Regions from separate parts of the Mus musculus genome. Here all the other regions are linked to region 4. The links are chromatin loops, found by intact Hi-C in ENCODE. Cell type or tissue: heart. All regions are shown on one strand. Region 1 overlaps Lrrc74b (leucine rich repeat containing 74B). Region 2 overlaps Smpd4 (sphingomyelin phosphodiesterase 4). Region 3 has its middle 15 kb from the start of Klhl22. Region 4 has its middle 15 kb from the start of Scarf2. Region 5 holds the start of Klhl22 (kelch-like 22).

Region 1 (5,000 bases), 250 kb before region 4:
TGGCTGATCTCTGTGGCCAGAATGGAGTCCCTTGGGAATAAAGTTTGGCCTCTTCTCATTTTCTTGGCTGCTAGAGAAGAGAAGCTGGTTTGAAGTGCTCAGAGGGGTTGTTGTAGTGGTCCATTCCTGTTATCCGAGCATACAGAAGACTGAAGTCAGTCTGAATGCTATAGTGAATTCCAAGCTATTCTGGGCAGCATAGTGAGACCTGGCTTCAAAAACTAATCCAAATTAAACTAGATCAAACTAAGGCAAATGTGTGTGCATTTGCACGTGTGTAGACAGAGTGTGTCCAGCTACCTGCTTGGCTAGCACCTGCAGCAGCAGACATATTAGCACCTCAGCTGACACCCCTAGGCTCTCAGATACAGGAGCCCCCCACCTTTCCTGGACACTGCTAAAGCTGGGCAAGGACAGCAAGTGTCTTCTAGTCCCTCTTCTATTGAACAGCTGGAGGGTGAGGCTCACTCTTCTACTGGTCTGTAACGGCAACACTATCTCTGTGACCCACCCATTTACCATCCTGTGAGGCCCACACCTGAGTTAGATTCTCCACTGGCACAGACCGTGGGTGATTGAGGCTCAAGCTCCTTCACTGCTCAGCAACAGCCTCAGATCCCCACTTGGAGAAACTAAATAGTCTGCCCTTTCTTCCCTGCATACCGTCATAGGACTTCAGATTCCCGCCCTCTGTTCCCACCACCTCTGTGTCACTTGCCTGCTCTAGTCTGTAACTTATATAATAAGCCACCCCAAAGATCTTCCAGTGCTGTAAAGGCTTGCTCCCTGTGGCTGCAGAGATGACTCTTGCTCCCTGGGATGCCCAGGTGACACAGCACTGGCCTCTTGTAGAGGATCCAGGCTTCATTCCCAGCACCTGCATGCAGGCTAGTGGCTGACTGACAGCTGACTGACTTCAGTTTCAGGAGGCTTTCTTCTGGCCTCCATGTGAACTGACACATGTACACAGATAAAATATGCACATATGCACAGGATAAAATAAAGTCTTTTCTAAAAAACTTGGTTCTCAATATTGGGATGTGGAGATGAAAATATCTAAAGTCTTAGGGCACTAGGGGTTCCCCTCAGGAGATCACGTGACCCCTTTCGACAGCTGAATGACTCTTCTCTAATGTTGGCTCAGCCACAGGCCAAACTATCAAAAGTTGAACTCTCCAAATCTATAAGCCAAAAGTGCATTATTTCCCTTTATAAGATGCTTGCCTGCAGCCGGGCAGTGGTGGTGCACACCTTTAATCCCAGCACTTGGGTTTCTGAGTTCGAGGCCAGCCTGGTCTACAGAGTGAGTTCCAGGACAGCCAGGGCTACACAGAGAAACTCCGTCTCAAAAGAAGAAGAAGAAGAAGAAGAAGGAGGAGGAGGAGGAGGAGGAGAAGGAAGAAGAAGGAGGAGGAGGAGGAGGAGGAAGGAGAAGAGGAAGAGGAGGAGGAAGAAGAAGAAGAAGAAGAAGAAGAAGAAGATGCTTGCCTGCAACATTCATTAAAGTAGCAGCAAGCTGGCTACTCAGTTCTCAAGTCCCAGAGACACAGCCACGGTTTGTCGGAAGTGATGTGAGATGCTCCTTTACTTCCACAGAGCTCTCACAATGACTTTCTTAGAAGACACTCGGCTTTAGCAGGTAAACTCCAGAGCCAAGGTTAGCACCACTCCACCACTCCACTGTCTAAGCAGCTTGGGGCAGACCAGAAATTCCAAAACTCCTGTTAGACAGTTGTTCTGGCATATCCATTGCAATGATCTAAGAATTCCTTTCAGATGCTGGAGAAGCTGGAGAAGTGTCTGAGCAGCTAAGAGCACCAGCTGTTCCTCACGAGGATCTGAGTTCATTTCCCAGCACCCACATTTGATGTCTCGTGACCATCTGCTACTCCTAATGCAGAGGATGAGATGTCCTAGCCTCCACAGGCACCCACACATCTCTCTCTCTCTCTCTCTCTCTCTCTCTCTCTCTCTCACACACACACACACACGTTTAGAAAGAATTTGCTTCAGCTGAGCAGGGCCTGAGTGGCCCTTTTATGTCACCAGATCATCCCCAAGTCTAGGCTCAACTGATCTTCCACATAGTTGAGCTTACAGGTATGCCTAGGTCTGATTTTTATAGCTGATTGACACATTTAGACATGAGTGACATAGGTGGGTATTTATATTCCTAGCACAGCAGTCCGGCCCGTGCAGAGGCACTGGGAGACAATGACTGGATCAAGGTTGCCTTCCCATGTCTTCCCTAGCACTTAGCTTCTCCCCAGCCCAAGATCTCACACACACTGGACAAGTACCTTACCACTGAGATATACTACAAGCCCTTTTGCAAAAGCACTTGGGATGAAACCTCCATACCTTCTTCCATGATCTATGGGCATATAGTCTCTGCTTCCCTTGCAAAGCATTGCCTGGTCATTCTCCCCTAGACCACCAGTCCAATCACACTGGTGTCTACCAGTGGAGGAAACAGGCCTGCATGATGAGAGTTCATCAGCTTCATGATCTTGCCATGGCTGACTCCTTTTTACCCAAGGCACAGATTTCTGCTTAAACTTCTGCCCCTTTATAGCAGGTGGATCCATTATTTTCTAGACTTATACGTTGCTTCTTTATGAAGGTCAGAATGGTCTTGAGAGTGTATGTTCCTTGAGGTCAGGAACTTTGTTTTGTTCATAGATAGATTCCTCACAGCAGAGGGCAGTGAGCTATGCCTGGAACTCATTGAATTCCGTGGCTGGAGTGGAAGGACAGCCAGAGGAGATATCATGAGCAGAAACCAGCACATTGATATTTTCAGGCAGAAGCTGGGTGCCGTCCTGCCCATTCCCCTTCCCTGCCACCAGGGGGCGATAAGTACCCATGACTGCCCAGACTTTGTTACCTGCCAGGTCATTGAGCTGATTATAGCTGAGGTCTAGAGATTTCAGGCCCCTGTGATGCAGCAGAAGAGCAGCGAGGTGCTGGGCTGCTTGTTCCTCCAGCCTGTTCCCTTGCAGCTGCATCTTCTCAACAGTTGGGTTTAAGGCAAGGGCAGTGCAGATCGCCTGGAGCCCTGCAGCTCCAATCTGATTCTCTGACAGGTCCACATCTGAGGGCAGCAATACTGCCTGGTCAGAGGGACCTGCAGCCAGGTGCCACACTCTGCCAGGTCAGAGGGACCCACAGCCAGGCACCACACACTCTCCCTGGTTGGAGGGACCCGCAGCCAGGCGCCACACATTCTGCCTGGTCAGTGGGACCCCCAGCCAGTCGCCACCCTCTTTCACTTCTCTGTATCTCACAAACCTCCGAGCCTGAGGGAAAGGAGGGGCTTTGCAATCTGATTTATCTGGGGGCAGCATGGTGACAGCCTTGCCACTGTTGGCTGAGTCACCTTGGGTCTATGGTCTCCCCACTCCATGACTGTCTGTGAAGAATGCTGTGGTAGCATGTCAGCTACTCTGTGATGGTTGATGTAACAGCATAACCCCACTGTCCTATTGCTAGGGACTGGCGATGTAAGCTTAGATGTCCACTTCTGTCGTTTCCTTTGAAGTTTGCCACAGCCCAGAGAGCAAAGTAGTGCTGTGGTGGTCACTTTACAAGCTGAAAACAGGCTCAGTGATTGCCTGCCTGGGTCAGCTTGTGCTTCATCGGCAGAGCTGGAAGCAGCCTCACCCAGCCCCCACCTTGCCCTTCCGGTTCTCCCTCCCTCGGTGCCTGCTTCTCTGTGCTCTCCTGCCCTGCACTCAGGCACTGGGAGTCTACTGCAAGGGGGGAGGCTGCTCACCAGGGAGAGGCCAGTGAGAGCAATGGAGAGGGTCAGACAAAGAGCAGCTCAGCATGGGTTAACCCGGCACTTCCCTCCTCATCTCCTAGCAACATCTCAAGATCGAAGGCCTGGGGAGGGAGCCACTTCCCTGGGAAAGAGGGGCCCCAAGCTTGCCTACTTCTCAGACGGAAGTCCTGCACTACCTACCAGAGATAATGCTGTTCTTACGCAGGACATCAGCCAGAGCCTCTGCTCCAGCACCACAGAGCCCATTGTCCCGAAGATCCAGACGCTTGATGTAGGGATTAGAGGTCAATACGGAAGCCAATGCCCGGACCCCCTGGAACAGAGCAGAGAGGTACAAGGGGCGAGGAACATAGTGGCCTGGGGGGCCTGGTCCTTCCCTGAACTGAGATACAGATGGTCATAATTTCAGTTTAAATCCCCAGAGCTCCCACCTCCTCCAGAGAACATCAGCTTCTACCTTTAGGTGCCGCCCAATCTCACTTCCTGGAGTCCTTCCTACAATTCCACCCTCATCTCTGTCACACAGTCTCCACCCTGTCTCGCAGGCATGGGAGATGGGACTTGTGTGGCACAGACAGCTTTGAGTGTCTGAGATAGAATCAAGGACAAGATGGCCACTACCTCCTACATCCTCCCAGCCAAGTGTGGTTCCAGTGTCCCCCAACAGATACCTGGGGCCCCAGGCCACGGTGCCGAAGGTTCAATTCAGAGGCACCCTCTTGGCGCAGAAGACAAGAAACTGGCACAACACTATTGGCCCGGCAAGACTTCAGATAGAGGGTAGCCATGACCCGTTCTCCAAGCCCATGGGTGCCTAGCAGTAGATGGGAGATGAAGAAGGAACGAATCACTGGCATAGCCTGGACCCTTTCCTGCCCCTGCCATTTCTTCTTGTTCTGGTGGCTACTGTGCCCATATTCTAGATGAGGACCTCCACACTAAAAATTAATTAAGTCTTTTCTCAAAGCCACCAAACTAGTGAACCAAAGGGAGCATTTGCCTAATGCTGACATGTTTGCTGTCCTTGCCCCACTGCGTCCAGGTATCACAGATCACCTTCCCAAACATACACACACACACACACACACAGAGACACACACAGAGAGACACACACAGAGACACACACACACACACATACACAGAGACACACATACACAGACACACAGACACACACACAGAGACACACACACACAGAGACACACATACACACAGACAC
Region 2 (5,000 bases), 170 kb before region 4:
CTAAGTTAGGCATGCTGTGCTTCAGGTCTTGAGTACACGGCGACCCTAGAACCCCATCTCCTTGTTCGGCCTAGCCTGGCTCCATGGTCACCCTATCAGCACAGAGGACTGAGGTGGGGCATCAGGAAGGGGTAGGCTTTGGGAGTAAGGAGCAGTGTGGCCCTGCCTCCTATAAGGGGTCTACACGGTGGTCTCACTCCAGCTGGCCCCCATCTTGCTACCTGTCTTCAGGGCACCCTTCATCCAGGAAAACCTGCTGATGTACACCAAGCTGTTTGTGAGCTTTCTGAACCGTGCCCTACGCACAGACCTTGTCAGCCCCAAGAATGCACTCATGGTCTTCCGAGTGGCTAAGGTCTTTGCCCAGCCCAACCTGGCTGAGATGATCCAGAAAGGTGAGTCTTCAGTCCCGGGCAGGCTCCACTGAGTGAGTTAGTACCTTAGCTGCTGAGAAGTGGCACATAGAGGAATTTGGGGTTGCTGCATGCCTCAAGGATGTTCTTTGTGGCTTGCAGACTTTGCACATCAAAAGTATAGTAAAAGTTTGGCTAATGTCCCCTTCCTAGTGCTGGCATCTAGGCAATGGCTATACTGAGCTCAAAGACATGGACATCAGAGCTCTAAGCTGTAGCTCTCCGAACTGCTGTTTTACCCTATAGATTGGTGGGTAGTGGCGGGCATTGGCTGCTGTCACTCTGCTAGCACAGTGTCTACTGTTGGCAACTGTTGCTTTTGCTCAGGCTCCTAAGCATTAGAGCTGGGCCCTCGAGCTACCAAGCCCCCGAGACAGTACACAGGTAGAGGCCCTGGAGTACCTGCACCAGATATTCCCGTTAGGCCTTTCTCTCTAGCCTGGAGCCTGGAGGTACAGCATTGCCACGGCTCTTCAGAAGCCAGAGCAAATTTTCTGGAGTCTTACCAGGAGCACCTGGATGCGTGTGGCAGACTTAGCTAGCGTCTTGCCTTCTAGGTGAGCAGCTGTTCCTGGAGCCGGAGCTCATCATCCCCCACCGCCAACACCGGCTCTTCACAGTCACCACCAGCTTCCTGTCACCATGGCCCCCTGTTGTGACAGATGCCTCCTTCAAGGTGAAGAGCCATGTCTATAGCCTAGAGGGCCAAGACTGCAAATATACCCCAATGTTTGGTCCTGAAATCCGAACCCTGGTAAGTGGACAAAAGTCTTCCTAATGTGGGGTCCCGGAAGCTGTGAGGACCAGCAGAACCAAGGAAGGGATTTTCAGTGCAGAGAAGAAGGGAGGAAGGCTGGGTATTGAGTGGGTGCTCTAAGTATAACTGCTAGTTTTTTTCTCATAATGAAGATTATTAATTATAAGATGTCCCTTTTCCCTCTGGGTGGACACTCTTAGAGCTGGTTTCTTAGGGCCACCCTGCCCAAATGACAGGGTCACCACCTCCTTTGGTGGGTGCTTGAGCCCATTTGCAGTGCCTGTGTCTTTCTTGCAGGTCTTGCGCCTTGCTCAGCTCATCACACAGGCCAAGCAGACTGCCAAGTCCATCTCTGATCAGTATGTGGAAAGCCCAACTGGCCGCTCCTTCCTGTCATGGCTGACCTTTGGCCTCACAGACACAAATAGCTGCTACCCAGCCAATGACCTGGATGAAATAGGTCAGGACAGCATCCGCAAGACAGACGAGTACTTAGAAAAGGCCCTGGAGTACCTGCGCCAGATATTCCGGGTATGTCCTGTACAGGTCCCTCTAGGAGGGTCTCAGTCAGTGGGGGTGAAGAGCTCTCCCTTCCTTCCCTTTGAAATTGAAAGCAAAGGCCTTCCTCTCCAGCTCAGCGAAGCCCAGCTGGCCCAGCTCACGCTTGCCCTGGGGAGTGCTCGGGACGAGAATGGGAAGCAGCAGCTCCCAGATTGCATTGTGGGGGAAGAAGGACTCATCCTTACACCCTTGGGCCGCTACCAGGTAAACCATTTTTGTCGCAAGGGGCATATGATGGTCGCATGAGCTGTCGTTTCTCAAGTCATCTGCAAAGATACATTCTTTTTAGAATTATTTCCACTGCTTGGGTTTCTAGATTTTTTTATTTTATTTTATTTTGTTTTTTTTTGCCGTCAATAAGAAATTTACCTATTTAAAAAAAAATCCAAATGCTGGCATTGTCCAGAAAATTTTAACAGGTTTATTTATAATTGTTATAAAGTTGAACTGTTGAAATGTGTTCACGGAAACATTTTGCTTGCATTAATGCTTTACATCTTGCACTTATATTAAAAATTCATACACAAATGAACGGGTTTCTAGATCATTAATGGTCTGCGAAGGTTCGAGATTGAGTACCAGGGAGACTTAGAGCTGCAGCCCATCCGGAGCTACGAAATCACCAGTCTGGTCCGTGCACTCTTCCGGCTGTCCTCTGCCATCAACCGTAGAGTAAGTGAGCAGCAGGGACAGCTGGGATGCCCTAGACATAGCTTCCAGAGAGTGCTCCTGCCCTAGGTAGCATCCTGCCCTTCACGGCCCTGCGTGAGAATCACTTGGTCCCAGAGGCATCCTGGAAGGGAGGGTGCTCTGTGTCTCCAACTGCTGAGTCCTTGTTTGTTCTCTAGTTTGCAGGCCAGATGGCAGCTCTGTGCTCCCGGAATGACTTCCTTGGCAGCTTCTGTCGCTACCACCTCACTGAGCCTGCCTTGAGCAACAGACATCTGCTGAGCCCTGTAGGGCGGAGGCAGGTCACCAATCCTGCACGGGGCCCCAGGCTCAGCCTCCGTTTCCTGGGCAGTTACCGGACACTGCTCCTGCTCCTGATGGCCTTCTTTGTGGCTTCTCTGTTCTGCATTGGGCCCCTGTCCTGCTCCTTGCTCCTGGTCCTAGGATACGTCCTCTATGCCATAGCTATGACACTGCTCACTGAACGGGGGAAGCTGCACCAGCTCTGAGCTGCTGGCCATCCTCTCCTGAGCAGACTGTGGCAGGTTGCTTAGAAGCCAGGAATAGAGGGGCAGGTCATCTTCAGTGTTCTTGGGAGTAGTTTCCCTGCAGTGGTGGAGTTATTCAAAAGAACAAAGAGTTGGAAGGGAGAGTGATCCAGGCAGGCCTGACACAGAAGGGTCAGTGTCAGAAGGTTCATAAGCCATTGTGTAAGACAATCAGTGCTGGCCATGGCTCCTCACCTTCAGTCCAAGGGCACACAAGCAGCTCAATATCCACTCCAGGGGAGAAGCAGGGTTCTAAGAGACAGAGCTTGGGGTTGGAGCTTGGTCTGGCCAGCCTCTGTGGACACAAAGCAAAAAAGCATTGGTTTTGCCTGTAAAACTAAGGAATTTAAGGGAGCGTCACATTTGTAACAACACCTGTATGAAAAAAACACCTTCACATCAAAGCTAAGACACCAAAGGGCTCAAGTTCACCCTGCAGGTGAACACCACCATCTCCAAGGTGTTCTTAAACCAGCCCTTTTGTTGTGGGTGTGTAGCTGTTTTTAAAGAAAAAAAAATACCAACCTGTTTTTTTTCAAAGTTATCACTGGGCTTTGTATTTCGATGTAACTTCAGAATACATCATGGGACCCATGACCAAAAGTCAGCTCAAAACATAACTGAACAAGGATCCGAATAAACCATTCTTGCTTCGGAGATTGTCTGGGCTGAATCTTTAGCCTGTTTACCTGCCAAGGGTCCCTGGGCATTTGGGAACTGTGGAGCAAGCTCCTGGACACGGTACCTCCTTACCTCGTGATGGAGTTCTTTCTGACTGAAAGTCCCCTTTCATGCCTAGGGCATGTTGGATTCAACTTCTGCAGAAACAAGACAAGGCAGACTAACCCTGAGGTGGGGGCAGGCCCTGTGGTGCCCTGAGAACTGATTTCCCTGCTTAACACCTCAGAACTGGCTGTCATCCAGAACAAATACCACATTGGCTTCCAGAAACTTCCTTTTTGTTAAACAGTGTCATTTTTATTTTATGTGAGTGAATGTTGCTTGTGTCTGTTCATCATATGTATGCATTTAAGGAGGCCAAGAAGAGGGAGTGGGTGGGTGCTGGAGACCAAACTCCAGGCTTCTGTAGTGCTCTTAATCAACTACTGAGCCATCTCTTCAGCCTCCAGAATCTTAGAGTCATGGGCAGATGGGGCTGACCTATACTAGCCAGCTCCAGGCCAGCATCTTCCCAGGAGTACAACCTCCTTGTGGTGGGAAGGGAAGTTGCCTTTTGAGTGTCCCACTGTTTCCAATTCCCCTGGTCAGAGCTGAATGACTAGCCCTTACCAACAACCCTATCAATATTTATCTTTTGTGTGGGGGATAGAGATAGTTACTCTTGTGTAGCCCAGGCTGGCCTTGAACTCAGAGATACACGTACACTTACCAAGTGTTGGAATCAAAGGCTTGTGCCAACTCTTTACCTAGCCTGTATTTATTTATGAGATGAATATTTTTTTAAATTTTTTTTCTCTTGACAGTTACACACACACACACACACAGGTCATGTCTTACTCCTTCAAGTGCCCCCAGAGTTTAATGTTTTAGACTGACTTATTGGAGTGTGGGGGATGCAGTGCATGCATGCGTGCCATGTATGGACATAGGTCAGAGGTTTGAGGAATGGAACTAGGTTAGGCCTCAAAGCAGGTGTCACCAGTTGTCAGCGTTCAGTTGTCAACTTGATTCACCTGGGAAAGGGACCTTTTCTTGATTGATGTAGCTATCTTCGGGTGGTACCATCCCTAGGCAGGTAGGTCTGGGCTGTATAAGAAAGGTAGCTGAAAGTAAGCTGGGGAGAAAGCCCCAAGCAGTCTCTTGGTTTCTGCTTCAGGCTTCTGCCTTGCCTTGAGTTCCTTCATGGCATCTGTCCATGATAGACTCTAACCTATAAGCTAAAATAAACCCTCTGATGCCCACTTTGCTTTTCTTTTGATCACGGTGTTTATCGCAGCAACAAAAAATAAAATAGGATGCTCAACTAAGCCATCTCCCTGTTTTGGTTTATTTTTAGGATAAGATCTCACTGTGTAGTCTGTAATGAAACTT
Region 3 (5,000 bases), 68 kb before region 4:
CCTGGTCTACAAAGTGAGTTCCAGGACAGCCAGGGCTCTACAGAGAAACCCTGTCTCAAAAAAACAAAAACAAAAACAAAGAGAGAGGAGAGAGAGGAGAAAGAGAAGAGAGAGAGAGAGAGAGAGAGAGAGAGAGAGAGAGAGAGAGAGAGAGAGAGAGAGAGAGAGAGAGAGAGAGAAAGAAACGGGGCTGGAGAGATGGCTCAGTGGTTAAGAGCACTGACTGTTCTTACAAAGGTCCTGAGTTCAAATCCCAGCAACCATCCGTACTGAGTTCTGACACCCTCTTCTGGTAAATCTGAAGACAGCTATAGTGTACTTAGATATAATAATAAATAAATCTTTTAAAAAAACTTTAAAAAAGAGAGATAAACATTTAGACATTTAGACATATTTACATTACTACTGTTTATAATCTGTACTGAAATTCATATTATAGAAAGAACAATAGACTTTAAGTCATGGTGTACTGGCTAGTTTTGTGTCAACTTGACACAGCTGGAGTTATCACAGAAAAAGGAGCTTCAGTTGAGGAAATGCCTCCATGAGATCCAACTGTAAGGCATTTTCTCAATTAGTGGTCAAGGGGGAAAGGCCTCTTGTGGGTGGGACCATCTCTGGGCTAGTAGTCTCGGTTCTATAAGAGAACAGGCTGAGCAAGCCAGGGGAAGCAAGCCAGTAAAGAACATCCCTCCATGGCCTCTGCATCAGCTCCTGCTTTCTGACCTGCTTGAGTTCCAGTCCTGACTTCTTTGATGATGAACAGCAGTGTGGAAATGTAAGCTAAATAAACCCTTTCCTCCCCAAGTGCTTCTTGGTCATGATGTTTGTGCAGGAATAGAAACCCTGACTAAGACACATGGTAAAAGCTTAGGAATCTGAAAATTTTATTTTTTTATGTGTCCCTTAAATCATTTCCTTAGACCTTTACAACTTGCTCCTACATACCTTAAAACATTTTATTAGACCCTCATAACTTATTTAGGCTTGAAACCTTTTGTTTTTATCTAATCATTTACCACGAGACACAGGTGGCTGATTTCTGGGAGCAGATATTGTAAATCAAATTCCTTTAATTAAAGGAATAGCAAAAAAGTTACTTTGAGGGCTGGCGAGATGGCTCAGTGGTTAAGAGCGCCGACTGCTCTTCCGAAGGTCCCGAGTTCAAATCCCAGCAACCACATGGTGGCTCACAACCATCCGTAATGAAATCTGATGCCCTCTTCTGGAGTGTCTGAGTACAACTACAGTGTACTTACATATAATAAATAAATAAATCTTAAAAAAAAAGTTACTTTGAAACCTGTTTGGTGAGTTTTTCCCTTTAAGAGTGTGAGTCTATCTGCAAGGTAAACTGTTTGCCTTTCTTGGCAGGAGACCTGGTTAGCTCTAAAAAGGGTAAGGCCTGGGGCTGCTTTTTTCTATGGAATGAACTGAACAGGCAGCAGAATTCAGCCTTGGGGAAGAGCCAGGTTGCTGGCTGCTGTTAGCCATCAAACAACAATCTGAGCAGGGTACATTATAGCAGGAAGTGTGATCCAAATGGCCTATGTATCCAGTAAAAGGACAGAGACCCACTACCCACTCCCTAGGCTCCCGCAGTGGTCTAGGGGGCTTCACTGGTGGTTCATTGGCTTCATTGGCTTTGGCTGTCACCCAGGACACTAGTAACTGTTCTGCTGCTCTGCAGGGTCCGCATCAGCCCTTGGCTGCCATCCCCAGAAGGTCTGAGAGATTTTCCTGTGGAGGAGGAACCTAGGAAAACTGACCTGCTGAGACAAGGCTGAGCAGGGCAGTCAGTCCAACAGTGTCCACAGCATGGACCCAGCCCTGCCTGCAGGCGAGGCATGGGGCAGGTTTCCAGTGGTTAACGTTGCTGCAGTCCAGCAGGTGGGGCAGTAGTGCTCCAGTGTCTTCTTTAGAGACTTCCGATTCCCAGTAGGAGTCTACCATGGAAGGCCTTTTCATTAAACATTTCAATTGTCATAATTAGCAGATCTCTGATGAGTTTGAGAACCATAACCTATTAAGTAGACCAACCTTTAAGCAAATTTTACTTGTTTTTAGTTACTTGCTTTAAGCTTTACCTTGAAAACACATAAAGGAGGCTTAAAAAAAACCAAATGAATTACATTTGTACTTAGCGTATCCATGAGCATAGTTCCGAGCACAGTAAATAATTTGCTTGTTCGTAAGGTGATGAGCATTAACTTGCACGTCTTGATTATCTAGCAGTTTACAATAAGTCAGTAGGCTTTTGTTTTATTTTGTTTTGCTTTTTGAGACAGGATGTCTCTGGGTAAAAGCCCTGGCTGTACTGGAACTCACTTTGGAGGACCAGTCTGCCTGGAACTCACAGAGATCCACCTGCCTCTGCCTCTCAAGTGCTGGGACTAAGGGCGTGCACCACCATTTCCCAGGTCAAGTTAGTAGCTTTTTATTAAGATTAGGATTTTACAGCTTTGTCCCTGTTAAGTTTGAGCCTTGAAATTTTGAGTTGAAGATTTAATTATAGGGTATGTGTCTTTCATTGGGGAACATAAACCCTTTTGAGGCAGGTAGTAACCCTAAGCAGGAATTTATTAATATATTCCAACTACAATAGAGATAAAAGGGTTCTTTTAAACTCATTATTGATTGTTTGTAAATTTCATATTATGCACACCAACCCCACCCATCTATCTACTCCTTTGCATCTATCCTTGCTACCTCTCCCTCATAACAAAATAAAAAGCTAAAATTAAAAATCAGATCTCGCTGTGGAGGCTGCTGTGTCATAGTGTGTCGCACAGTGTGTGCTTTTGTCCAAACGTCTTTATTTGCAAACGTTCATTGCAGTGAATCATTGATCTGTTTCGAGGTCTCTGGCTTCTGTTATACTATCAACACTGAATCCTCACCAGGACTCCTTTCAGATATCCTGTTGTTGCCCTGAGTCAGGGAGATCTGTAGTTTGGATCAGCAGGACTTGACCCATCATGAGCTCCAGCAGGTCACACATGGGGTAGATGATGTGCTGAGCCAAACTCAAAACTTTGGGTCTGGGGCCTGGGAGGTGGTTCAGTTGGTCAGCCCTCCAGCTCTCCCACATGCGTACCACCAGGGGGAGCTCTCCAGCACTGAATTGGCTAGTGTGGGAGCAGGTGGGCTTCTGAGATAAGAGGATTTTAAGAATAGGAAGTAGGCCAGGCATAGTGGTCACATGTCTTTGATTCCAGCACCCCAGAGATGAAAATCTGAGAGTAAGAGGCTACAGAGAAAATGTATTCCAGCAATATTGCTGCTCTGACAAAGAATCACATCCCAAGCCTTTCTGGTTTGTTTTTGTTTTTGTTAAGATTTGTTTATGTATATGGGTGTTTGTTTGTATGTATGTATGAGCACTAGAAGATGACGTCAGATCCCATAGGACTGCAGTTAGAGACAATTATGAGCTGCCGTGTGGATTCTGGGAATTGAACTCAGAACTTCTGGAGGAGCAGCCAGTGCCCTTAACCACTGAGCCTTCCCTCCAACCCTGTCTAAGTCTTTAATCCAAAACAATGAAGGCAAAGTTAATTTGTAGAAGGACGTATCCATGTTTGAAAGTGACATCTAATTAAAGGGCAAAGTGATGAATCATGGAAAGATTTGACAGAATGAGTCAGAGATCAGCTATGCCCAACTGTCATGAGCACAGCACAGGAAAGAGGCTGCTTAAGAGCAGCAGTACAAGCAGTGCAGGGAGGGTGTGGCAAGTTGAGCTAAGTGCAATCAACACAAGAGGCACCGCAGTAAGGTTGAGTTCATTTACATTCAGTTTATGAAGCAAAAGCCAGAGAATAAGAAGGAACCAGGAGATTAGAGAAATTGCCAAAGTTAGTTTAAGGCCATGCAGAGCAATTCAGTGAGAAGCCAAGAGAGGTCAGATTGAATCAGTCAGCTTGGAAGATTAGATTGTGTGGAAGCTAGAAGCTTTCAGGCCTCAGCTTAGGAATAATTAGAACAGAGAAAGAAAGACTCTGGGCTCCGCCCAAGCGGTGTATCTGCAAAGCTTGGGTACTGGTCTCATCACTTCATCTGTGGAGACAAGTGCAACATTGACATGGGACAGACTGGTGTAGTGGTATTTTTGAGAATTCTGAAATTTTGGTTTTGCTAATTATTTCTTTTTAATGATAAATATTATAAGAATGTGATTTAGCTTTAATTCCAGATGTAGGAGGCTGGTTATGATTGCCCTCATGCTCTAGTAGAAGGATGGTTTTGCCAGCTGTAGATCGTTTCTGTGATTGTGTGGCATTTGGAACTCTGGGAACTTTTCAGAGGATATGAGTGGTAGGTCCCCAAGAGGCCAGGAGGTGGCGTGTGTGGTTGTGGTCATTTAGGGAGGTTGGTTGAGGTTTGTTAGTAGCTGTGGTTAAAGAAAAAAGAAAAGGAAAGAAATTAGATTCATAGCTTCCCCCTGCCCCTTCTTTCTCTCCTAGCTAGTGTTAGGGGAAGAAACTGGGGCTGGGTGGGTGTTGGGGTTCAGGAATTGCCTCACAAACACATGAACACTGATCTCAATCAGACAGGCATAGTTTATTGAGCATATCCCCCAGGACTGGTCGACCAAGGCCATGGTCCAGAGTCCAGAACTGAACCACAACCCTGAGTTAAGATCCTATAGGGTTTTTAAACCCCATATCCAAAAACATTTGTGCCAAGTTATTTCATCAATGAGGGTTGATGGATAGGGGATTCCTTAGGAAAATACCTTTGTTGTACAATTACTTTGTTCCCATTGGTTGAGGCATTCAACAGTGTCAGAGGACTTGTCTAATATTCCTGTTCTAAATTCTATACAAGGATGGGACTTGTCTAACATTCATTAACAAGTTAACATTCTTAACCTGTCAACCAGGATGTCACTTACCGACATACATGTCTCTTTCTGCCAAGTAGGGTGTCAGTTCCCAGGGAAGTCTTGGGATTTTAAACGTTGGTAGTCAAAATGGAAGTCTTATTCCAAATAGTTT
Region 4 (5,000 bases):
CAGAGGCCAAGGCAGGACAATCAGTGTAGAGTGGAACATTGTTAGGCCCCACTCTTGCCCACTCTGTGCCCCTACCAAGCCATCCTTCCACAATGGCCACTCACTCAATTCCTTACACTAGTCCTCCATCTCCCTAGTCTAGATTGGTATGATCTGGGCAGTTCAGGAATATCTCAGTGCTGGCCTGGGGCCTCTCCTCCCACTGTCCAGGAAGCTTGACCTGCAGGAACCTCTCTGTGGGCCCCTCCTGGACAGAGACCAGTGTTGTCCATCATCAACCAGCCCTGCCGCCTGTCCCCCAGGAGAGTTCCCCTTAAATGTCTTTCACCACCCAGTATTCCCCACCCCCTCTGGGCTTGCACTAGTGCCAGCTCCCAGGGCAGGCGCCACAAAAGAGAACCACGACTGCTGGAACCTCTGTTGCCATGGGGACGGGGACCACAGAGCTCACATCTGGTAGTGATTGAGGAGGAAAAATTATGAGTCGTGGAAAACGCAAATATTTTTTTGTAACACAGAGCACAAAGGAATGTGGGGACTGGAGAGGGGCCTGGGCTCCGTCTGGTTTCCAGCAGGATGTAGCACACATCACTCAGAGAGGCCAGGCTGTGCCAGACAGCTTATACATGTGCACACACCAGCAGTTGCTGTCTTGTGGCACACATACCTTTGCCACTAGATGCACAGAAATACAACACAATGCAAAACACACACGTGTGACAAATCAGTGTGGCCCAGAAACACAGAACAAACACACAGCAGCATGTACCCTACATATAACTGCATCCAAATTAAAAGGGTCAAATACTCATGGCTCCATAATTCCCTGGGACACACAGAGGCACCTAGACACACAGTCTGCTAGACAGAAATGGACCTTCATGTCTAACACAGATGTACTACGGCACTGCACATGCAGACCAAGGGACATATACCCTGCCACACACATGTGGAGACAGTCACTGCAATGCAAAGAGGACTTTCAGCCCTCAGAACACATAAACGAAGGGCAAGGGATACACAGCAAATCTAACAGACTTGGGAACATAATACACCCTACAACACATGCACTTCAGGCATGGTGAAAGAATCATATATCATATTATATCATATGAATCACATGTGCTGCCTAGCACATGGAAACCAAATCCCTTGAAGCATGCATACACACAATTCATGGTGCAATGAAAAAAGAGGCAAGTTCTGATCCCACACACAGCCATTACACATAGAAACAGGAGACAAACATGTCCTCTGTAACGCATACCATTGTACTAGACAAAATGCCAGCACACACCCAGCACTTCACCACGCTCAGGAGACTGTGTCTAAACTTGCAACATCCATACCACTGTCACCCGACAAAAACATTGAGAGACACCCCTCTGCCACCATTACAGCTCTGTTAGTGAAACACACTCACAGCAGACAAAGTCACAGTGACATGACCTGTAACAGGGACACCTTCTACCAAAGCCGACTTGATAGGAAGACACTGACTACCACACGCCTGATATGCAAACACACGGAAAAGGCTCAGAAAAGCATATTCAGTCCATAATTAACACACATGTGCAGCACGGCCACACAGTACCCAACTGAGCCTGGAGGTGTACACACCCCTGAAACACAGCCAGATGTGTTGGAAGTTATCTGAGTTCTGTGATCCAGAAGAGCAGGGAGTGTAGCATGCACAGTGTCCCAGCTTCACCCAAAACCAACAAAGCAAGCAATAGTGACAAAACAAGGGGGACAGAGGGAAAAGAAAGTTGATCAGGATAAGGTGACGGGTCTTCTTCTTCTTCTTCTTCTTCTTCTTCTTCTTCTTCTTCTTCTTCTTCTTCTTCTTCTTCTTTTTGTTTGTTTTTGTTTTTTGTTTTTCAAGACAGAGTTTCTCTGTAGCCCTGGCTGTCCTGGAGCTCACTCTGTAGACCAGGCTGGCCTCGAACTCAGAAATCCGCCTGCCTCTGCCTCCCAAGTGCTGGGATTAAAGGCGTGCGCCACCACTGCCCGGCCAGGTCTTCTTATCTTTGCAAAGACTTGGGCTGAATCTTTGCAAAGATTTGATGAAGACTTGTTGCTTCTTAGTCATCAAAGCTCCAGAAACCCCTGGAGTGTGGTTACTGGGGGTGGGTGGGTACCGAAGGATCAGTGAACACAGTGGTCCAGAGCTGCTTACTGCACACAGCAACATGGGACCCCAGTGGCTCCCCCCCCCCAAGATGGTGTTTCACATAGTCCAGGATAGCCTTGAACTAGCTTTGTAGCTGAAGATAACTTGTGCCTCTGATACCCTACCCCCCAAGCTGCTAAGATTCACGCCATTCACCATACCTGGTTTATTAGGGATTGAACTCAGGACTTTGTTCAAGCCAGGCAAGCACTCTACCAACTAAGCCATGTTCCTAAGGAACATATCCCTAAGCTGTGTTCAGTGGCTTTATAATTCTCATTTTATTTTTATTTTTTTAATTTTTTGTTTTTCGAGACAGGGCTTTCCCTGTATAGCCCTGGCTGGCCTGAATTTTTAAAGACAGGGTCTTACTATATAGCCCTGACTGTCCTGGAACTCTGTGTAGTCTAGGCTTGTCTTGAACTCACAGAGCTTCACCTGCCTCTGCCTCCTGGGATTAAAAGTGCGTACAACATCCAGTTTATAGTAGCTTTTTATTATTGCTTTTCTGTACACTTCAAAACACAAGTGTTTAAAGCATCCATTCTAGAGGCACGACATTTGGCATTCCAATCTCACTGCTGTCCCTTGTGTGGCAGGACACCATTGCTATTTTAGGGCTAGAGATAGGACCTTTTTGAAAAGATTGAAGTCCATTCATTGTTAGCAAGGTAGAAGTATTCTGATGTTGCCATCTAGTGGTGAACCGCAGAAACATCTGGAGCAGAAAAGAGTGTGCAATAGTCCTAGCAGAAAAATAACCCAGCAGTTTGTATTGCTAGGAGAGGACACTGAGGTGGGGGTCCCAGGTTCAGGTTTTTCACCAAAGTTGTCTACAGCCAGCTAGAGGAGAAGCTCGAAGAACGCTGTAACATGATGCCGATGGTCTGGTGGGATACGAGAGTGGAAAGAACAGGAAGACACAGGGAAGTGAGGCAAGAGAGGTGAGCTGGGGTGAGGATTGCACTGCCCACTTTGAGGGCACCTCCCAGACTCCCAGACCTTCTGCTAGGCCTATCTATGATTTTAAACTTAAAGATAATTATAGTGTTATGTGATGTGTGTGCACATCTCAGTTCAGGCACAAGATGCCATCGTGTGCTATGGCAGTCAGAGGCAGCTTTGCAGAGGCAGCACTTTCCTTTCAGTGTGGAGAGAACTGGTCAGGCTTATGAAGTAATTGTATCTGCCTGGTGAGCCAGAGTGGCTTGTTACTGCTAGAGCACGTCCCAGGCCACCCATCCATCAAGGTTTTCTTACTCTGTAGCCCTGACTGTCCTGGAACTAGCTATGTAGACCAGGCTTTGCCTCAAATTTAAAGATCCACCTGTATATGCACAACTCCTGGTTCTTCAAGGTTTCCACTTCTGGAAAGTTGAGAGAAATTTCTACTGAGAGCCTGGGGCTCCTGACAGTGACCTGGAAACCAGTGACCCTATGAGGACCTTTCTGGAACTCTTCCCAGCATCAGAATTGGGCTTGGGATAATTTCTTGGCTTCGTCAAGTGAGTTTCCAAATTTCTACTCCTGTGAACTGGGACCAGGAGGAAGTAAAACATGAGGAACTCTAAGAAGTAGATCATCTTTGCCCACTGTCTTTGCCCTCTGCTTGTTTATACAGCTTTAGGAGTTGAGGAAATAGGCCAGTTGGTAAAGCACTTACTGTATCAACAAGAAGGCCCGCGCTTCATGCTCAGTGCACACACACAAGGATGCTTGTAATAGGCATACTTGAGATTCCAGCACTGACGAGGTGGGGGACAGGCAGAGTCCTGGGATTTACCACTCAGCATAGCTTCATCACTGAGCCCTAGATCCTAGAGAAAGATGCTGACAAATGGTTCTTGAAGAAAGATCCCTTCGCTTCCTAATTCAGCTAGCCCTAGGAGTCCTTCTGTCTCTGCTTCCCCAGCCCTGGAATTAAAAGCATGTTACCAATCCTGGCTTCCTATGTAGGTGCTTGGGATCTGAACATAGGCATGTGTCACTAATCTTAACTTCTAGTCTTTTTTTTTTTTTTTTTTTTTTGCTGCGTGTGTTTGGCATATGTGTATGCGTGAGTGTGTGCACCCATGTGTTCATTTGCAGAGGCCAGAAGAGGACATCAAGTGTCTTGTTCCATCACTCTCTGACTTTTTCCTTCAAGACAGGAGCTAGGATGGCAGCCAACAAGGCTCAGAGATCCTCCTGTCCCTCCTTGATTCAGCATTGGGAGGGTATGTGTGCTCTGGGGACTAGAACTCAGGTTTTTATGTTGTCACCTCTGTGACATTTCTCCAGAGCTTTTAATTTGTGTGTGTATCTGTGTGTGCATGCTTGTGGGGAGACACCAGGTGCCTTCCTTTATGGCTTTCTACATTAGTTGTTTATTTTGAGATGGTCTCACTATAGAGCTCTGGCTGGCCCAGAACTCTCTCTCTCTGTAGACCAGTCTGGCATCAAACTCACAGAGATTCTCCTGCCTCTGCCTCCCAAGTGCTGATATGAAAGGCATGAGCTACCACATGTGGATCTACTTTATTTTTCAAGCCAGGTTTCTGTGGATGGAGAGATGGCTTGGTAGAAAGTGCACGGACTGCTCTTCCAGAGGACACGGGTTTATCCAGTCCTAGGGGATCTAATCTACTTTTCTGGCCTCTGTGGGTACCAGGCACCCAGGCAATGCACTAGCATACATGTAGGCAAAGCACCTAAATAACAATTAAAAATTCACTGGGAAATGTCAGGGTCTCACTAGTTCAGCTAGACTGGCTGGCTGGAGAGCTTCAAGAGCCTGCTGGTTCCTGTTCTGCTCAGAGGTGGGCGTACACCTGTCCACTACACCTGG
Region 5 (5,000 bases), 51 kb before region 4:
TTTGTCAAGGCAGCTGGTCTGGTCTGAGTCTACTGTGCAGCTTTTCTCCTCTGAGAGTCTTTTGTGCAGCTCAGTTTCACCTGTCTCAGCTTTTATTATTTCTCTGACAGGGAGGGACCAAGTGTATTTGGTCAGTTTCAAGGACTTCCTGAAACTATTTTGAATTTTTTAACCTTCCTGCTTAAGGAGTTTTTCTGAAGAATAGAATGCTCCAATCTTGGGGAAAACTGTTATACAAGGAGAAAACGAATCTTCCTTTCAAATCCAGAGACCAAAGTGGGCTTAGGTCTTTAGAATGGGAAGAGCTTCATACTATATAAACTAGGTTTGGGGCATAGACTTTGAGATTTCTTCCTATTCTGCTATTCTGTATCTCTAGAACTTTCTAGTGGGTGACCTGTTTCAGTTGTGTTTTCCGATAGTCAGAAGTGACAAGGGAGTGTTGTCTTCTACTTTTTGTTGGATCTCATATATTTGCTGATGGTATCTCTTGCTAGAATACTTTTATCATGGTCTAAAAGTCTCCAGCAACACAGGTGGAGTCATTTGGTCCAGGGAGCCCTGACAGGTAGAAGTTCACGTGCATTGGGTGCCTCCTTTTCTAGAGGCTGGGTCTTTTCATCTGGATCTATAGCTAGGCCTCCGGGCAGCAATTAGGGTTCCCCTAAAACAGCCTTTCTTTTATTCATTTTCTTCTTCCTTTTTTTCTCCCCCTTTTCATGAGGAGGCTTCCTTGGCGACATCTTTTCTCTTACATTCTCCACCATATTGAAACTACAATTTCCCCCCATCTATCTGTAAGAAGGCCCTACAGCTCCACTCTTGGATTCTGCTATAGGTATGCGCCCCTCAGAGTGTGGTCCTCCTCGAGGTGAAGCAGAGAAAAGTGGGTGTCCCCAGGACAGCTAGGGGCAGGTGAGTTTTGGGACTGGGAACCAGATTTACTCTGGAGTCTCAGAAAAGAGGAAAATCAACACTTGTCCGTACATAAAGCCTTTGCTTGTTTTCACTCTCCACAGCAAGCACCGGACGAGGAGCCTTCCAAAGTCTAAAGTACAATGACAGAAGAAACCAGGGAGCGACAAGGAGGAAATAAGAGGCAGAAGGAAGACCTCAGACAATAAATAGGGCTGTGAGGGAAAGGAAAACAGAAAGAGATAGAGAGGGTGGGAGCGACCTAGAGAGGAAGCAAGGAAGAAGCAAGAAGGAGGGGACAAGTGAGACGATGAGTGAAGTAATAGACGCACGATGAAGAGGGAAGGAAGTAATGCAGGAGAAACGAAGAAATGACTGGGGGAGGAAACGGGAAAGTGAGGGAAGGAAGGAGTCGATGAGGGAGATGGTGAGTGAAAGGGTGTGAAGAGACAAGCCAGTGAAGAAGCTATGAGTGAGAGAATGAGTGAGGGTTAGAATGAGGCCAGGAGAAAGGGAAAGAAGGAGGGCCTAGGTTTGCACCTTCAATAGGCACCTCGAGGGTGGAGCTTCCGGACAGCGGATCCTTCGGAAGAGCAGCCGGGGTCTGACCCTTCAGCCTCTTCCCGCCCCGCCCAACAGCGACCCCCCCTAGAGTCCCCTTGCGCCTGCGCGGCATCCCACGTGACGGAGAGGCTCCGCCCCCACCTCCAGCCTCCCGCCTCCCGCCTGCTGCGAGAGCGGCCTCAGCTTGCGGCAGCACCAGGTCAGCTGCGAGGCATGTACCGTGCGGGCCCGGCAGGCCTTCTTCGCCGAGCTTGTGCTGCACGCGGGGATGGGAGAGGGAGCGGGGATGGCGGAGGGCGCGGAGATCTGGGCCAAGTACCGCGGGCGCCTGGGGCGGGCACGGGCGACTGCCTGACGTGGCGGGGGCTTGGCCGGGCGACCCCCGGGCGTCCGGCGCGGGCCTGGCGCTGTGGCGCGGGCCCGCCGAGGCCTGCGCGTGGCTGAAGCGGACCGTGGCCCTCGCAGCCCGGTTGGTCAGGTTCTGTCGCCAGCCGTGGGTCCGAGTGTGGCCTCTGGCCTGTCCCCGTCCCTCGAAGCTATTCGAGCAGGGATTGCAACAGGCAGCGGGCGGGCCTGGCTGCCTCTCCCGGCGTGACCTCAAGCTCATCAGCCGCGGCTGCGGTTGTTGAGAGAAGCCGGAGAGCAAGCGCTGTCAGTGCAAAATCCCCGGATTGTACTAGTTTAGATCCTGTACAGGCCGAACGAACGGACCTGTCCGGGCGCAACGGGGCCACCTTCTGCCCGCGGCTGCTTCCTAGGGTAAGGCCTGATCTCCGAGATGCTCCTCGTCCGTGCTCTGGGAAAGAAGCCATAGAGCACGTCAACACCTCTTGGATGCTCCCTCCCACCCCCGTGGTAATAAGGACCCGCTCCCTCTTCTGCTCTTCCCAAGCTGCTGTTTTTCCTTTTGTTGCACACCTTACGTTGTGGTTCAGATGCGTTGAGGACAGATACGGAATGGGAGCCCCCACAGAAGGTTGAGGATGCCTTTCCAGTAAATGATTCCTTGAAGATTCCTCTAAAATTTGTTTCAGTGCACAGCTGTTTGTAGTAGCAAACAATGGTAGGGAACCTAGTTTATATGTGTGAGAGGGGCATGAAGTTATAAGCAGAAGCTAAAGGAATGTGTAGAGGAATATCTTAGATCTGCAGTCACCGTAGTCTCCTTAATGTTTTGTCGTTTAAAAAAAAAGAGTGAAGCCAGGTGTGGTGGTCCCTGCCTTTAATCCCAGCACTCTGGAGGTAGAGTTCTGTGAGTTTGAGGCCAGGCTGATCACCAAAGAGTTCCGTGACAGCGAAGGCTGTTAGAAACAAGTGGTCTGTATGTGCACCTGGGTGAAGGTGCTCTAGAGACCAGCAGAGGGCGCCTCCACCCGATGTCAGCGCTGGGAGCTCCAGTTCCGGGCAGGAATAGTTTTGCATTAAGTGCACTGAGCACTCTAACCCCACCTCTTCCTTATAGGCAACTTTGTGATCTTTTTGTATCAGCACTCCGGAGTGGTGGAGTTACAGATCTGTTACCATCCTGTCTGGCTATACCAGAGATTCTGGATGTTGTTGCATTCTTGATTGTACTGAATTTCTTTTCTTGAGCTTTTCTTGTGCTCTGCCTGTCCAAAGGAGTAGCCATCTGTTTTACTGTACTTGTTTTTGTGGTGGCCGTTTAGAGAGCAGATGATATCCATCCCCTTCCAAGAGGGCAGACAGGCTGCTCAGCTGACAACTGTGAGGACCACCTCCACATGTGCATGGTGGGGGAGGGTCAGTGTCTGTTAGGACAATTAATCACCCACAGATGGGGAAGCCTTCCAGGACTCTGAGGTTTGGAGATAGCAGCCAGAGTTTGGTTAGCAGATATTGCCATAGAAACTAACCCTGAGTTGCTTGTGAGACAAACTGTCAAGGGTAGAGAAGACAGGTTCACTATCAGAGCATGTTTTTTTGAGATTGTATGAAGGTGCTAGGTAGATGTGATCAACTAGAGTCACGGCCAGAATAGGACTATGAGAAAAGAACACAGTTCTGTTCAGAGGACTTCAGGTGTCCCTATGGGTCTAAGAACTGGCAGTGGGGCAGGCAGGAGAAGGAAGTGAGGTTTTGAGCTAAGTCACAGGGAGCCCCAAGTATGAAGCAGTGAGATAGCACTTGGTAAGTAACTATAGTATGATCACAGGAGTATTTTTGGTCCCCTGTTCAGAGGAAACTGGGGATGTTGATGTTGAAGCAAGACGAGAGTTAGGGAAATCCTTTGGAACAACAGTCCTATGCTGGGACTCCAAACAGTGGCCACTGGAAAAAATAAGGGGATGACTGCAAGATATAGGAGGAGAATCAAGAACAAAGGATCTTATAAAACATAGCCTTAAGAAGAAAAAGAGATCGCTGAGACTAGGAGGTTTCAGGTAGAAATGTAGTGTGTAACTGACACAAACAGACTAGTTAGAAGGGATTCTGGCTGGAGACGCCATTGAGAATACGTGCCCCGGGGACAGGGTGCACTGAAGGAAGGGAAGAAAGAGGTCAGGAGAGGAGCAATTATTCTAAGGTAGAGTTCCAGGCTGGAGGGATCCTAACCCAGAAATAGTTGGCAAGACATAATATAACCATCTCCAGGGCCTTGTGAGAAGGCATCTGGTTCAGGTAGAAGGAAGGTGTGGGTAAGCCAATAGAGGCCCTACATCCAGGAGACAGATGGAAGAGAAGGGAGCACATGTGATGGGAGGCAGGAGAGGCTTGAGAGCACATAGGTCCCGAAGAGGAGATGGGGTTGGGGAGAAATGTGCTCCTTCAGTAATAAGGCCTTTAGGCTAGTTTTCCCTCAACATCTAATTTTCATTTTAAGATATACATATTTGGGGGCTGGTGAGATGGTTCAGTAGTTTAAGAGTGCTTACTGCTCTTGCAGAGGACTTGGGTTTTGTTCCCAGCACCTTGGTTGATGGCTCACAATTGTACTCCAGAGGATCTGACACTCTCTTTTGGCCACTGAGGGCTCCTACATAAGTAAAATTAATCTTTAAACTTTTCTTATTGTTACTTTATGTGTGCATGTGTGTACCACAGGTTATGAGCGGAGGTCAGAAGGCAATTTTGTGGAGTTCAGTCTTTCCTTCCATCTGTGTGGGTTTCAGGCATTGGATTCAGGTTGCTAGACTTATAGGGCAAATGTCTTTACCCACTGAGTCTGTTTTTGTTGTTGTTGTTTTGTTTTGTTTTTTGGCTTTTCGAGACAGGGTTTCTCTGTGTATCCCTGGCTGTCCTGGAACTCACTCTGTAGACCAGGCTGGTCTTGAACTCAGAAATCCACTTGCCTCTGCCTCCCAAGTGCTGGGATTAAAGGCATGAGCCACCACTGCCCGGTGAGTCTGGTTATCATTTTTTACTTTTAAAGAGATGACAGGGAACTCTAAAGTGTAAGTAGAGTAGCATGAAGTAGAGAGGGTCCATGGCCTTCTAAATGGCTGACCTGTGCTAAAAGAGCATATGGTTGGCCACTGGCCACAGGCCTCTAGCAACTGACT

What was found. A loop is a pair of places that touch in the nucleus more often than their neighbours do. Peaks named below come from ENCODE experiments on the same cell type or tissue, not always from the same donor. Only the 100,000 strongest peaks of a DNase experiment are listed, where the experiment ranks them.
Region 1: it touches region 4 in a loop (7-fold over the local background); 10 of 42 quality-filtered maps call a loop at or near these places.
Region 2: it touches region 4 in a loop (3-fold over the local background); 5 of 42 quality-filtered maps call a loop at or near these places.
Region 3: it touches region 4 in a loop (5-fold over the local background); 26 of 42 quality-filtered maps call a loop at or near these places.
Region 5: a loop joins it to region 4, with 3 times the contacts of the local background. A loop is called at or near these places in 11 of 42 quality-filtered maps.

The regions. Positions count from the first base shown.
Region 1 is chr16:17,555,282-17,560,281 of GRCm38, forward strand. Lrrc74b (leucine rich repeat containing 74B) reads right to left here. Exons shown (of 9, transcript NM_029053.3): 2 at 4,456-4,598; 3 at 3,965-4,097; 4 at 2,888-3,094. Among named protein-coding and RNA genes, the nearest start is that of Lrrc74b, 3.5 kb to the right of the region's middle. In heart, a CTCF peak has its summit at 2,840 (motif pointing right); a DNase peak (open chromatin) is centred at 2,850; H3K4me3 peaks cover 1,448 bases; H3K27ac peaks cover 2,519 bases.
Region 2 is chr16:17,639,895-17,644,894 of GRCm38, forward strand. Smpd4 (sphingomyelin phosphodiesterase 4) reads left to right here. Exons shown (of 19, transcript NM_001164610.1): 14 at 232-395; 15 at 971-1,167; 16 at 1,468-1,701; 17 at 1,804-1,935; 18 at 2,275-2,403; 19 at 2,580-4,936. The coding sequence ends at 2,909. Among named protein-coding and RNA genes, the nearest start is that of Ccdc74a, 4.1 kb to the right of the region's middle. In heart, no CTCF peak of the experiment used is centred here; no DNase peak of the experiment used is centred here.
Region 3 is chr16:17,741,623-17,746,622 of GRCm38, forward strand. No RefSeq gene overlaps it. Among named protein-coding and RNA genes, the nearest start is that of Klhl22, 15 kb to the right of the region's middle. In heart, CTCF peaks have their summits at 1,889 and 3,106 (motif pointing right); no DNase peak of the experiment used is centred here.
Region 4 is chr16:17,809,456-17,814,455 of GRCm38, forward strand. No RefSeq gene overlaps it. Among named protein-coding and RNA genes, the nearest start is that of Scarf2, 15 kb to the left of the region's middle. RefSeq lists an enhancer at 1-1,698. In heart, a CTCF peak has its summit at 2,872 (motif pointing left); a DNase peak (open chromatin) is centred at 376; H3K27ac peaks cover 1,041 bases; H3K27me3 peaks cover 1,039 bases.
Region 5 is chr16:17,758,017-17,763,016 of GRCm38, forward strand. Klhl22 (kelch-like 22) reads left to right here and starts at 1,605. Exons shown (of 7, transcript NM_001359068.1): 1 at 1,605-1,678. In heart, a CTCF peak has its summit at 2,830 (motif pointing right); DNase peaks (open chromatin) are centred at 1,605 and 2,045; H3K4me3 peaks cover 2,547 bases; H3K27ac peaks cover 1,675 bases.